2 separate regions of the Homo sapiens genome follow, and region 2 is linked to region 1. A link is a loop called in an ENCODE intact Hi-C map of the cell type or tissue named here. Cell type or tissue: CD4-positive, alpha-beta T cell. All regions are shown on one strand.

Region 1 (8,000 bases):
CTCTATAATTCTTTACTACAACTGAGGACTTTCCTCTTCTTTGATTTTCCTCACTATTCCATTGATGCTACACATTCCATAGTCAATAGGATATTCTACTAAAATACTCCGTCCTTATCCTGCTACCCCCAAATGTAGTGCCCCATTTCTCAGTGACCCCATTTTTTCTAACAGTGGGGATATAGAGGAAAAGGGGAACAACAGCCCCAGGGAGAAGGAAGGGAGAAGCAAAATCCCTATAATTTCTTTCCAGGACTAATATTAGCATGTGCTGATTCCAGCATCTCTAAGTGACTTTGAGAGAAAAGAGAAGGATAAAGAGAAGGAAAGAAGGAAGAAGAGGAAATGAGGAAGGTGACCACAGTAAGATCCCTCCAGTGACTCCCAAGTATTTGTTCAGGTTCTGCCTGCATATAAGAATGAAAGCCAAGAGGAAGCAAACATTTTTACTTCTTTCATTCCCTCTGCAATTCTCAACTTCATCTCCTGCCCCCCCACTGGCTCCTTCTTCTGCTAGTTTCTCTACTTCAGACCCCAAATTCTAAGTGTACCTTGCTCACCTTCAGTTCCCTTTCTGCTAAATACCCCACTCCCAATAATTTAGTCAGAAGTCACTGCCAATTAACTACTAATATCATGGCTATAGCTGAATGTATGTTCCCGCAGTCACACAGTATTAGCAAAACATATTTTCATACAGAATATATAAATGTAAGGATTTAATAAATATAATACATTTAAGAAAATCACTTAATTTTTAAAGTTTTATAAAAATAAAAGATCAGCAAAAGTTAAACCATCTACTTCTCTATAAACAGAATCAATTTTATCATATTTTAAGGCACACATACGATTATATTCAAAGCATTTGATTACAGCATAGAAATAAATGGAATGATGAATCTCAGAAATACACGGGCTAACAAGAGTTCTTCAGCTGCTTCTGTAATCATGTTTTTAAAATGATTAGGCATTCCCTAGCCCAGGTAAGATTTTCATTTTATGATATAAAACTTTTCACAGTAGCTTGACTTAAAAATAGCCCTTTCTTTTCCCATCCCAGTGAAAGTAAATAAGATATATATTCCTTAGAGTATTAAGGTTGACTTGTGCTGTTTTAAAGTAAAACAGCTTATAAGAAAATATGTCCACATACTAAATAGCAGTTTAGGTAATCGTTTAACCAACATTAAGTTGCCCTCATACTTTCAATATATAACTGCAAGGAATTCTAGCATTTAATACCCACAGTAAAAAGTCATCCAGGCTCACCACAAAAAAATATACTCACTTCCTAGAATGAGCAGTTAGGTTTAATGTAGGAAGATTACTTTTACTCTCTTCCTTGACAAGGTGAAGAAGCAAAGCTCTTACTATTTAGAATGTCTTTGTATCATGTTAAATAAATAAGATATTCTGTAAAATTATCAGAAACCTTTAAAGAAAGGAGAGGTTCCATTATAAAATGACCAATATCAGACAACTTTTTTTTCTAAAATATATCTTAAAATCTTTGAAAAAAACATAAACTGTCAAACTGTAATACATACACCAAGGGAATAATCACGAATTTAAAAAATTTAAAATAATCAAAAGCACACTTTCATCAGTGATTTATGTAATTGCTTACCCTATATAGAAGGTAGAATTATGATTCTGTAATTGTAATGAAGTGAAATATATCCTATATGTATTTTTTTTTTTTTGAGACAGAGTCTTGCTCTGTTGCCCAGGCTGGAGTGCAGTGACACGATATCAGCTCACTGCAAGCTCTGCCTCCCGGGTTCACACCATTCTCCTGCCTCAGCCTCCCAAGTAGCTGGGACTACAGGTGCTCATCACCACGCCCAGCTAATTTTTTGTATTTTTAGTAGAGGCGGGGTTTCACATCCTATATGTACTGTTGACAGGAGTTAATCTCTCTTCTAATAATGGGTTCCTTCATAAATTAAAAGCTAATCCTGTGCATTGTGGTTTTTATTACAAAAACCAGTCATCCAATCCTTGCTAGCTAGTGCCAAGCAGAATTATAAATCAGAGAAGTTCATGTAACATGAAAAACATGAAATCAACATTATACTCTGATATTTGTTGAAAGCATGTTTCAAAGAGAATCAATGTTACTTCAGATTAAAATGATAAAAAATAATATCAGAACATAAGTAAGCCCAGTCTGATCAATTTACCTCATTTACTATATAATTTATGTTACCAAATCATAAAAATGTTAAGCAGAAAATTTTTATTTTGTGACTACTTGAACTGAATCCCACAGATGATACACATTTTAGTGGCAGAGTCAATCTCAAAACACAAATTTCAAGTCTTCATGTTTAAGATAATTCCATTAAGGCACGCAAAAGAAGAAAATGATAGTATCCATATAATGCTACCTTCTTCTAATTTGCTATGTGAAAACAATTATGGAAGATAATTTAAAGGGAAAAACAATAAGCACAACAAAAATGTTCATCTTAAAGTTGTTTACATTAGAGAAAATGTGGGAAAAGACCTAAATTTTTCAAAAGAGAGCTTTGTTAATACTGACATACTATTTTGAATGAATATGACAAGGGAACTGATGAAGAATATTTATTGACTTTGAAAAATGTTCATTACACATGGTTGAATGTGCAAAGCAATTTACAAAATAAGTACAGGACACAGTTCTGTCCTATACAGAACAGTCTGATATTTCTAAGTTTACTATTTCCCTTTTGACCTAATAAACACAGAAGGCAAAGGGAAAGATTTTAGATCTAGGTGGCAAATGCCCACCTCCAGTTGTTGCATTCTATCCATCATTGTGCTAAAAGATCAACAAAATAAAGTAAGAAACTAAGTAGAGAGTTTAAAACAAAGCTCTTTTGGATGGATCCTCTCAAAGCTAACAAGCAGCCACCAGGCTCACAGCATCTGATAACTCCAAACTTAAGCCAAATGGCTCACTCTAAACTTTTAACAATGACCAAACATACCAATAAAATTACAGACTAATAGGAATGACACTATTTTCCATATGTTTGTTTATGTGTGTGTGTGTGAGAGAGAGACAGAGAGAGAGAGAAACAGAGAGAAAAGACAGGGAGAGAGAAGAAGGGAATGGATAGACTAAGCAAGTATAAACTTACCTGAAACAGCCTGGTAAAAATATCAAATTCAAAAACTGAAATGTAATCATTGCAAGTTAAATCAATTGTTGATTTTAGAGCCATTGCTTCCAGGCCAGAGCTAATCTGGTGGACCTCATGAAGGCACTGTCTGAATACTTTCCATGGTACGATAGTTCTGTGCAAGGTGGAAAAAAAGGGAAATAATTGAATCAAGTATCATTTAAGAAATACCTCCCTTTGAAGCAGCAAAATTCAATAATAAAATTAATATAATTGTATTTGTACTACCAGACAAATATTTGAGAATATTGTTCATATTTCAGAACAAATGTAGTGGGTTCTGTTTAACTCAATTATTTTGCATTTGCTAAGAATATGACAAAAATTTAAATTAATTTTCTCTCAAACAGTCCTAGGCTATCAAGATAGCTATAGAAACATATCTGAAAAAAGGTATTAGGTCAAAGTCTTATGTGTCATGACCTCTTCATGTGTGTATACAAGGTTATTTAATAATGAATCAAGATTTAATTCTCATTTTCTAAAAACAGTCATAAGATGATGGGTCCATATAATAATAGAAATCCTTTATTCATTGCACAAATGAGTAATATGTATCAACCAATTCAAGAAGGCTAAGGTAGAAAGCCATCAAGACATTTCTGCCACAACCCTGATGTTTTCTGCAGAGATGAAAAACATACGTTATCTAACTTTTCATATTAATACAAAAGAAAAACTTAATTTTTAAACCAACCACAATGGTTATATCATGGGAGTTTATTCAATATTTATTACTTTATTCTGACTGAATATCATTCGACAAAATTTTAACATGTTATGCAGTTACATGATTCAAAAAATTTAGAAGAGCACAGAATGGTAACTAGGGAAACGTCTCTCAACCTATCCCCACCTGACCAGTTTCCAACTCACCTACCCTCTTTCCCACCATGAAAATTAGTGACACCCAGGATGCATTTCTTAGTTAACCTTCCTGCTTCAGAATAATGCCTATTCCTAATTCGGCAGAAGAAAGAAATCATTCAGTTTTTAAAACTTAAACTACAATTTTTACAACAGAATAGCATAAAAGCCGTCCCTCTTATAAGATAACATCCTCTTATAAGATAGCAAATATTTAAATCTTAGGTTTCCTTTACCAGTATCTCTGAAATACAAGACTCAGGCAGAATAAACTAAATTGTGCCTGGCCCCATGCTATATCAATCCTCTTCAATGAGATATCACCATAAAGGTACAACTTTCATATTCATTCAATAATTTTCTATAGCAGTGTTTGTCAAACTTCAGCATGCATCCAAATTATCTGAAGGGCTTGTTAACATAGCCTGATCCTCAACCCAAGATATTATGATTCAGTAGCATTGGGGTGGGGCCTGAACACTGACAGCCATAAAATGTTCCCTGAGGCTGCTGCTGCTGCTGCTGCTCTAGAGACAACACTTTGAGAGCCTACTATATCTATTCATTGCTAAAACAAGGCACTGTTGGGGAAATACAATTATAGAAATAAAGATAACATCTTTGTCTCTGAAGATCACACTTTAGGGACAGAAGTAAAACCTGTAATGCTAAAGAATCTAGAGTGGGGTATGTAAGGACAATGCTAGCTGGGTGATGGATACACAGCAAGGGCTGGAGGGATTCCAGAGAAGCAGTCTGTGGGAAGTGGCATAAATTAATGGTGAGACAGGTTGACAACACTATGCTGTATTTATAAGAGAGTTTAGGTTTCAGGTACCATTAAAAGAAGAAAAATATGAGGCTTAATACCTCAAAAAGTGTTTCTCTATGTATGAAAAAAACAGGAAACCACAGAGAACTGAGGAGAGATACCACATCAGATGCCATTTAGAAGAAACACACGTCAGGCTCTGATTAAGGTTAACAAAATGCTGCTGTTTTTTTTAAAAAAAAAAGGAACACTTTTAAGAATATTAGGAAGCTGTTGATTTACAATGAAGTATAAATATGCAATTATGTCCAGCTTCATTATAATTACCATAAAACTAATGTCTAAGAAGTACATTTTTCTTTTCCAAATTAAAGTTTCAAATACTCAACACACAAAAGGGACATTGATCATGATACTCAGAGTAAAAAAAATATGATCAGGGAACCACTGACTTCAGAACAGTATAAATTTTATTTTTCGTATGAAGAAGTTAAAGCATTTTTGTTTCGTATATAAAGTATACAACGTAAAGTGGTCAAATTGTCAATATTTATTTTGTGTATAACATATAAAGTTTTTTTAAAAAGGCCAAATAGACATCTTCCACATCTGTTACTATAAAAATTATTCTAATCTAGCATTTACAGTGAATTCAATTCATAACTCTTTTGAGCACTCAGTGATTTCCCAGAGCCAGTTATACGAGATGTATGAACTTAAGAAAATTTTAGTCTAATGTACCCCTTCATAATAACAATTTACAAAAGGACAAGCTACATTTCCACAGTACTTGTGTAAATGAAACTTTGTCAGATTACTTGTGATAAACCTCAAATCCAAAGAGGCATTCACTGGAATCTTAATTAGTGGTAGTAATAGGGATTAGGGAGCCAGGGCACTATTTTGTTAACTTTTCATATATGAGTGTTTGCGCAACAGATAACCCTCATTTGATCACTTCAGCAAAACACCCATTATTGTGTAGGAGGTGGGGCTGGGGAACAGAGGTAGGGGGAAGGGGATTTCAAGAATGAAGAATAGAAATAGAGTACAACAACAAAGTCTTTAAAAACAAACAAAAAAATTAGATTATTCTAAACTGTTGCACTAAGGCTCTAAACTTTCTTAAGACTAAGTGGCTACCATTCTTCTCTGAGGTATATGAGAGGAAGTGAACCCAGAAAGCATGAATTTTCACACCTCCATTTAAACTTCTGCAAAAAGACAGTGGTGGTTTCTACTACCTCTTCCTTTAGAGATGAAGCAAATGAGAGAAAATATCAATAGCAAATTGTTTTACAAATGTAGAAATTTCAGGGTGCTGGCAGAGACCTGGGAAGAAGAAAAGGGAAGAGAGAGAGAGAGAGAGAGAGAGAGAGACAGAGAGAGAGAGAGAGAGAGAGAGAGAGAGAGAGAGAAAATAAAAAGGCCAACTAAACTCCAAGTTTTCACTAATCCAAAAATCTTTCAATATATTCTATTGACCCTTACAATTATAAACCACTTAAGTTGCAGGCTGAATCGCTTTTAAAATACAGTGAACAAGTATAAGTAACTGTCAATCTACAAAGAATAGAATACATGACCAATGGATAGCCATGCACCTGTAATAATAATATAATTTCAGGATCTTTTTATTTCAAATAAGAGTAAGAACTGCCATTTATTGATGGCTTACTACCACCTATCTATTACACAGAAATCTATTAATGACTTTTTGTTAAAGTGATAGTTCTGTTCATATAATATCATGAGAGATAAGAACATGATAAATAAGACTATGTTATAATCCTGTTATTAGATAATGAGTTCTAGTCTGTCTACCAAAAAACAATAGTAATCCTCTTTAAAGTCTTGAAAAACAGTATCTTTTCTTTTTTTTTTTTTTTTTTTTATTATACTCTAAGTTTTAGGGTACATGTATGTGCACATTGTGCAGGTTAGTTACATATGTATACATGTGCCATGCTGGTGCGCTGCACCCACTAATGTGTCATCTAGCATTAGGTATATCTCCCAATGCTATCTCTCCCCCCTCCCCTGACCCCACCACAGTCCCCAGAGTGTGATATTCCCCTTCCTGTGTCCATGTGATCTCATTGTTCAATTCCCACCTATGAGTGAGAATATGCGGTGGAAAAACAGTATCTTTTCAAAGACAATGGGATTAATCAGATGCAGGGAAATAAATCTGGAAAGGTGTCAGCTGGTCAGTAGTTGACAAATCACTTAATCTTCCAGGCTTGTTTTCTCCTGTGTAAATGTGGAGAAGTGTATTAGATATTCTAATTTGAAAATCCTGCAATTTTAAGAAAAGGTAAGAAGAATGGAAAATAGAAAGTGTGAGGAGAATGATTTCTTTTAAAAAAAAAAAGGTAAAATATTTTCATGAAACCACTAGTTCATAAAAGGCTACAGGGTTTTAGTTTCAACTGATAGGAAAAAATGAAAAACATTTCATACAACAAAGGGTGAACATCAACAGAAGCCAGGGTGTTTGCAAACAGGAACTTCTGTATACTACTGGTGTGAATGAGAATTTACACAGCACTTCTAGAAGGCAATTTGGAAACAAATTTCAAAAGCCTATACATTATGACTAAGAACATCTACTTCTAGGGATTTCACCTAAGGAAATTATGTCCAAAAAATACATAGCAGCCAAAGGCCCATCCACAAGTCTTTTATATGCAGTGTTGTTTATAAGAGCAAAATATTTGAAAACAAATACGTTCACTAGTAACAATTTTGTGCAGAAAAATATTTATTGTCGTGGAAAAGTGTTCATGGGATACTACTAAATGGAAATAGTATTTTTAAAATTTTGTCCTTTATGATCCAATGTTAAACTATAATGTCTGGAGATGCCACAAATTTAATAACTGGCTTGTGGAAGGGATTATAAGTGATTTCAAAAATATATTTTCTGTATTTGTTCATGGTTTTTAACTTTTTATATGTCTAATATGCTCTAGTGTACTAAAAGAATAGAAGATGTACTAAAACTTTTAAATGTATATAATCGTAGAAGAATCAATGAAAACCACAAAGCAGTGTCTGCTTATGACATAGCTTTATATGTAGAAAATACAAAAATTTTACAGATTAAACTATAGGAAATAAGAAAATTGAACATGGTTGCTGAACACAAAATTGATATAAAATATCAGTTGTAGTTTTATATTGGC
Region 2 (8,000 bases), 79 kb after region 1:
TGGTTCCCATAACACTCACAATTTCTTGTAAGTGTTATTACTTAGTCTAAAAGGTTGCAAAGCACAGGGCATTTTTCCATCCATTACAATATAAACTCATAAACTCCCCAAGCAAGTAACTGAATTTTACCAGTGTGTATGTGTGTGTGTGTGTGTTCAGAAGTAACGCCAGGAACCTGGTCTCTGTTAAGGTCCTTAAACTCCCATGGACTGGCCAGGGAGCACTTTACCAGCACTGGCCCAGACATTAGCCAAAGGCAGAAAGGGGAGGGAAAGACATGAGGGAGGAAGACAAAGAAAGGGAGGCAAAGCAGACACAAAAATTTAAGACAGGAAATTTAGATTATCAAGAGACAGCACTCTGTTTACGCCTCAAATGGGTCATACATCTAACAGTTACAGATAGTCACAAAATGGTTTAATACTGAATAACTGTAATATAAAAGCAGTATTAGCATGAATCCAGTGGTTGCTCTGAAAACAAGATATAGTTAATAATGTTTTATTTCACATGAAAATGCCTTCACATATTATGCAAATTTGAAACTTAAACCTCAAAAAAACACAGCAGAAATGGTGAATTCTGTCAGCATGGTAATGTATTTTATACACAGTTTTGGCTAAGTGTGACAGAATAATACTATCTGATGCTGATGTTTATTTCCTTCTCGCCTAAGCAAAGCAGCTCTAGTCTATGGAGAAGTCAAGGACTTAGGCTCCTTCTCCCATCCCTGTTCCATCACCCTCCTTCACATGGTTGAGATGACTCATAACCCTGTTCACATTCTAGCCAGCAGGGAGCAGGAAAAAGGGGAATGAGCGGGCATGTGGCTTCCCTTTAAGGGCATGATCTAGAAGCTGCACAGCTCACTTCTACTCACATCCAATTCATCAAAACTTGCTCACAGGGCCACATCAGCAACATGTGAACCCAGGAAATGCTATCTTTACTATGGATGGATAACAATGGGGAAATATATAATGATAGGAAAGGGACAAAATGGATTTTGGAGGCAATTAGCAATCTTTAATACAGATGTCAAAGGAAACGACAAAACAATTTTCATTAAATATTAAATGCTGTTTCACTGAGTGGACTAAACTAAGTTAGAATAAGATTTTTAATTTTTGTCTTTTCTTAAAGGAGAAAATATTAAGATAGACGCCAAAATACTTGAAAGTTAAGATTATATGAAATACTAAACATTTTCTAAACTAACAAAATAAGTATCTTTTCAAATTTTAGTTCCACACATTTTTTTAGCATAAAATAGAAAAGAAATAAATATGCACTAATAAGTTTAAATAATTTCACTCTTGACCCTAGGGCAAAATACTATCTTTCCTTGAGTCATATATTTGTAAGAGAGATGATTATACATAAAATATAAACTGAAATAATTTTACAAATAAACTTTATTTTTCAAACACAACCTACTCGATTTTAACAAGAAACTGTAGGTCTAAGGAGCTCAGCCCTGAGTCCAGAAAGGTCAAAGGAAGTTTTATACAACGTTCTCTTGGGACATTTCATGACATCACCTACAAAGACAGTTCAAGAAGGTGAGAAAACATTTTAACCACAGTGGAACAGAAGCTTCTAGGGAACCTCTATACCACATTTCTAGACCAGAATATTTAACATATATAATTTGCCACAATTCTTTTTAAGTTACAGTCTTTCTTCTTCCTAAATACAAAAAAAAAAAAATTCATTAACAATCAATTTTGTTTTTTTAATCCCCTGTCCTCCCATGTAATGAATGCTGATGAGATCCTGAAATATTCCCCAAAGTAATGAAAAAAAATTAAAAATGCCCAGTTCATATAGCTCCTAAAATATGCCTCCTTTTAGGAAATACAAGTTACTTTTCTAATCTGGTTTTGTAGCTTATGAAAAAAATAAACATTCTTGAATACACAGGTAAAATAAACGTAACGAATACTGTTTGTCTTTCCATAAAGATGTTTTGTCACAGTAAAGGCAAGAAGATCAACTCTCACACACAAAACTGCAGCTATCAGCTGGGTGTGGTGACTCATGCCTGTGATCTTGACGCTTTGGGAGGCCAAGGCAGGAGAAATGCCTGAGCCCAGGAGTTCAAGACCAGCCTAGGCAACATGGCGAGACCCTGTCTCTACAAAAAATTTAAAAATCAGCCAGGCATAGTGGCATGTACCTGTAGTCCCACCTACTTGGGAGCCTACTTGGAGACTGAGGCAGGAGGATGGCTCAACCTAGTAAGTACAGGCTGCAGTGAGCTGTGTTCATGCCACCACACCATAGCCAGAGCGACACAGCAAGACCGTCCCAAAAAAAAAAAAAAAAAAAAAAAAAAAAAAAAAAACCAAACTGCAGCTATCTTCATAATAATGGAGGAAGATTTCTTCCAAAATCAAATTTTTCTATTTTTCTTCTACATTATTATACTTTTGAAACATTTCTTTATATTTCTAGTTAATTATCCTACTGCAAGAGAAATTCTTGCTATTGAAAGCCATGATAAGAAGTGTAAATCATCTATTACATATATTTGAAGTGGTATCTTCAAATAGTTTTAATTTAAGGGGATATCTCATTTCATATGTAATTAGTCAGCACATGTATAAACCCAAGGATCCCAACTGTCAGATGTATTTTATTTGCTTCCCTTTTCACTAGAATTCTTACTCTGGGGAATTCCAATGCCTTAGGTGTTATAAATGAGAACAAAGAAGAAGGAGTGATGCAGAGTTATCACACTTTCTACCTCCTCCCCTGCCCCTGCCCCAGTAATGCATTGCTGCCAACATCAAAACATCTTGGAAGGCTGTCCAGGGTATCGTTACCTTACAAATCCCCATGAACCATGATGAGAAAAGCCTACTATTAATAAATAAATAAAGCCACGTAATAGGTGTCCAAAATTGCCTAATAAGATTGCCCATTGTTTATATGACAGACATTTAGATCCTTGTACTCTGTACTTAATTTCCTACCAGAAGCAATATTTCCTATCAAAGACTTTTCCTTTGTTGTATGTAATAATTTCCCCTGACTCAGCACTATAAGGATCTGAATGTTTTTCTTCTGTTACAGGAAGCGTTGGTAACCCGGATACAGAATCAATCTTATAAAGCATCATATAACAAGAAAGATCAGTCAGACTTAGTCATGAAAGACAGGAGCCAGATTAAAAACTAGGTATTTTTTGTTGTTGTCTTAAAAGACCAATTTCTGTATCTAAAAGTTTGTTTCCAATAAATAAGTAAATAATTTACAGTCTAATATTAAGTTGTAAAGTTTAAAAACAGTAAAAATCTGTTTATATAATTTCAGAAACAGAGCCATTATCAAGTAAGAAAGTAAGACACATGCCATGTAATGGAAAGCTTATCTAAAGAGTAGCCTAATGTGAAGTACAATGTCTACTTCTCCTTCAATTAAAGCACAATGAACCAAAAACCACCAAATTTATGTCAAACTCTGTTCTCAAAAGTTGGTCAATTCATTCATTCAGATATTAACTGATTGCACATTGTCCATATAGCATGTAGTCTAGTGTAAATATAAAACATGGGAAGCACCAAAATTATAATTCAGTGACACCAAACTTCTAAGTGACTAGAACTTAGCTGAGGAGACACGGCTGACATGAAATATCCAAAATGCAAAACCTTGTCATTTAAATACGAAATTGCATGGTAACCAGAGTAACTTCCTTTCTTGTTTTATTTTTTCTGATATATACTTCCCCCAAACCAGACCATACACATAACCATGTTCATGGTTGAAAAATCAGAAGAGCAGAAGAGAAAAAGTGTAAAAATGAAAACACAATCCTTCAATTCCTCCACTCCTGAGATATCCAGCACCAAAGAACCACAATACAATATGCTTTCACATATTGTATTCTAAGCTAGGCGTATACTCCCATTCCTTTAAAATATCTTCCATGACATCTTTTCCTGCCTGTATCTCCTACCTGAGCATTAGCTTGGGGAATAGCTCAAATACATTTCCCCATTGAAAGGATGGGGATCTCCAGGTGGGCTCAGACCGCCAGGCGGGCTCAAATGCCATCCTCCGTGATTCCTGAAAATTGTGAGCTTCCCTCAAGTAGAAATGAGAACCTGAAGCATCAAGATAGAACTGTCTCTACACCACCAACTACAATGTTCTGACAAAAAGTAAAAGCTAAAAAATGCTCAAGTTCTAGCACTTGATTATTCAGAAAATGCTTCAAGAATGAGAACTTCAATTATACTTTGAAAGACAGTTAAAATTTGTTGGGGGAGAAAATAAATCATCAGAAAATATTCACAATACTAACTGTGACAACCTATTTGATAGGATGGTCAAAAAAGACCCATCTAAGGAGGTGATATTTATGCTTAGATCTTTATCCCTCCCCTGAAAATATGTAGAATCAAAAGAAAAACTTTTCAGGAAGGCAAAGCAATTTGAGGAGGCAACAAGTAGAACATACCTCAGAACTGAAATTAGACAAGTGAGGCTGAAGTTTAAATGTTATTCAAGAGTAAGCAAGAAAGTCACACATTATGTTTTTTAAATTATTTCCAATTAAGGGAACCAAATAAAAATACACAGAGGGATACTGAACAGTTAAGAAAAGAAGGTTGCAGCCAAAATGCTAGTCAAAGTAGTTTCAGGTTGATACAACAGGAAATTTTAAAAAAAAATTTAATTATATTAAATAGAGCTGGCATAATATAATTATTAAAGCAATGGATGAAAATTCTTTAAAGAAGGTATAAGGTAATGCCCGAATACTACTCACCTATTTGATGAAAACAGATGTGTACCATAAAAAGATTCCCATATACAATATACGACCCATATACAACTAAGAAACTACCCCAACAGCACCTCTGTTATAGCAATTTTGAAATTTTAATGTCCACTAAGAAGAAAATATAACATGAATCAGGATAAATAACAAACATCAGGTTCCAATTATGTGCTTCTCAGTAAAACTTTTAAATATGCTAATCTTCAGCAGTTAATGGACAACAAATAACGTGGAAAGTGGTTTTACTTGTAACTCTGATACTTCAGTTATATACAAAAACAGATTCTAGATGCTGATTCTAATTATGGATCAGCAGGCAAAAGAATGATGCATGTGGCTGTAAGACCCTTTTCATCCTTTTTAAAATGTCACATGAAAATACAATCCACAGCTGATTAAAATAAATACCTCTCAACCATACCAGATTGACAGGTCCAGCTTAAGTTTCTCTGGCTTTATCACTATTAAATTTCTTTTTCCATCTCCAGAAAGAAAACAAAACTGAACAAAACAAAAACGAACCATCAAAGCTCTTGTCCATATAAAGGTCTAACAATGCCTGCCAAGTTTTATGGTGCTCACTAAATAGGATGTAGCTCAAGATGAGTGCATTATCTATCCTTCATTCCTTCAATCTGTATTGAGTACCTACACCGTGTTGGAAATGAAGTAGGCACTGTGGTGACAGTGGTGAAGAAAACGAAGAAACAGAAACTGTGACAAGTACTGGAAAGAACACAGCAGAATACCATGAGATAAAATAATGTGTCAAAACATTTAATGATCACTCAGGGAAGGCCTCTCTGAGGAAATGACATTTAAGTTATGATACGAAAGATGTGTTAGGTAGTTGGAAAAAAATCAGGCACATGAAGCCTCAGATGTGGAGGTCCTAAAGGCCTGAAAAACTGAAAAATGATGTGAGTGGATAAAGAAGGAAGACCTGAGGGAGAGTGTCGTGAAATGAATCTAGAAAGGTAGATGATGAAGAAATATGAATGATAAACCCTTCATATGAGTAAATAATGCTTTTTGTCTTATTACTTCTCTAGGTTATAGCCATCGCAGTTTCCATTCATTCTGATCATATAATCTTGAATAATGAGAATGAATTTGAAGACTAGCAAATATTGCAACTCATTCTGTAGCAAATAATTACAACTCATTCTGCATGATTCTGAAGAACATTCCAGAATCCTGCTTCAGGCAGAATAGTGAAGGCAGAACAAATATCTCTCTCTGAGACAGACAGGCTTATTAATTTCTATGATCAGTTAAAACTAAAGACAAAATTAGAAACTTTATTGTAAAACAAAAACTAGGAACTTTTACTTTTTTTTTACAACTCATTTGGCTTTCAAAGCGACACTCAGCAAGATATTTTCTCTTGCTGCTTGCAACCAGTTTTGTTTTCTGAATAAGAAATGCTGTTAGTATTTATTTTCAGTACTTAGGGGTATTATAAATATAAATGAGTTTAATTCTGGTTTGAAAAGAACTCACATTCTTGGGTATATTCCTTATAATTTGAATAATTTTATTATTAATGGAAATTTCTAAAATTAAATATACTTTTATTTTACATCATTTAACATCAATAATAATCTAGATTAGATCTGTTTTGAAATCTTGGAACAACACAAATTTTAAAATGAAAATTCCAAACTTTATATAAGTTTCCTCTGAGACATTTAAACAATCACTGAAGACCAGTATCCTAAGGGAATTAGAACCTGATAATTAAGTAAAACCTTTCGTTTTAAAAAAAAAAATTTGAGAGTAACTATTTTTCCAGACCTTAAGGTTGTCAGGTCCAGAATTAACTTGCCCTCTGAAAAAATCTCTACCTAGCCCATTTTACTATTAATATATTTTTTAACTGCAAAAAAGACAATTAATTCAACAACCTTAAAAAATATATCAATCACAATTTCCTGGGGTGGGGGTGGGCAGTTGAGGCAGTGGATGAAGAGCTATTGGTCAAAGGATACGAAATTTCAGTTAGACCGGAGACATAAGTTCAAGAGGTTAACAATGTACTGTATATTGAAAATTGCTAAGAGGGTATATTTTAAATGTTCTCACCAGTTAAAAAAGAAAAAAAGTAAGTATGGGAAGTAATGGCTATGTTAATTAGCTTGATTTAGCCATTCCACAATGTATACATATACAGAAACATCATGTAGTACAACCATAAATGTATTTGTCATTTTTAAATAAAGAAATAGGGCTGGACACGGTAGCTCATGCCTGTAATCCCAGCACTTTGGGAGGCCGAGGCGGGTGGATCACGAGGTCAGGAGATGGAGACCATCCTGGCTAACACGGTGAAACCCCGTCTCTACTAAAAATACAAAAAATTAGCCGGGCGTGGTGGCAGGCACCTGTAGTCCCAGCTACTCAGGAGGCTGAGGCAGGAGAATGGCATGAACCAGGGAGGCGGAGCTTGCAGTGAGACAAGATTGCGCCACTGCACTCCAGCCTGAGCGACAGAGCAAAACTCCATCTCAAAAAAGAAAAGAAAATCAAGTAAGCAAGCAAGCATGACAGAAGTCAAAATCAAAAACAAAATCTTCCCCACTATACATAAATGAACTCAAGTATTCAGAAACAAAATATGAAGGACTAGGTTAAACTCCGACAATAAGAGCACAGATTTATCATAGGGAAGATGTGCCCTGCTTTTACCTTGCTGTATCACAAGATACCCTATATTCTTCAGAAATGCTGCAGTCTCAAAGGAAAAGATCATCCATGGGACACTTTATTGGAAGCTTTTCTTGTTTACCAATTAAACTATGACTTCATGTTATCACAACGCTGACAAGGTGTACAAACTATGTAACATTTTGCAACTACAGGACAGTCTGCCTTTCACATATCACTTATTAATCTCCATGAACTATTAGCATCAGCCATTTTTCAAGGCTCTTTATCTTCATTTTAACTGCAAAAAGGAATTGCTTTTTCCAGGTTCTTGAGGATTCTTTTCATTGGTGAAAAGCGGCATGTAATGTTACAAAGAATAACCCAAAAAAAGCTTTCAGTTATGAATGTATTTTCCTATATCATGAATAGTTCTAAAAACGAGCTTCAGTTTGAAAAGAGTAACTTTGAAGTCAGATTTCTCAGAAATCTTTTTGTGAAAACTGAACAACTGGATGTTGAATGATGTGTAAAACTACTATCTCACAGTGAAGGAAATGT

What was found. Hi-C counts contacts between places; a loop is a spot of excess contacts. Peaks named below come from ENCODE experiments on the same cell type or tissue, not always from the same donor. Only the 100,000 strongest peaks of a DNase experiment are listed, where the experiment ranks them.
Region 2: a loop joins it to region 1, with 4 times the contacts of the local background. A loop is called at or near these places in 7 of 110 quality-filtered maps.

The regions. Positions count from the first base shown.
Region 1 is chr3:105,748,331-105,756,330 of GRCh38, forward strand. It overlaps CBLB (Cbl proto-oncogene B), which reads right to left. Exons shown (of 19, transcript NM_170662.5): 5 at 3,132-3,288. Among named protein-coding and RNA genes, the nearest start is that of CBLB, 120 kb to the right of the region's middle. In CD4-positive, alpha-beta T cell, no CTCF peak of the experiment used is centred here; DNase peaks (open chromatin) are centred at 4,571 and 4,961; H3K4me3 peaks cover 1,041 bases; H3K27ac peaks cover 5,462 bases.
Region 2 is chr3:105,827,354-105,835,353 of GRCh38, forward strand. All of the region lies in intron 3 of CBLB (Cbl proto-oncogene B), which reads right to left. Among named protein-coding and RNA genes, the nearest start is that of CBLB, 38 kb to the right of the region's middle. RefSeq lists a silencer at 1,601-1,650. In CD4-positive, alpha-beta T cell, no CTCF peak of the experiment used is centred here; DNase peaks (open chromatin) are centred at 1,548, 2,728 and 3,088; H3K27ac peaks cover 257 bases.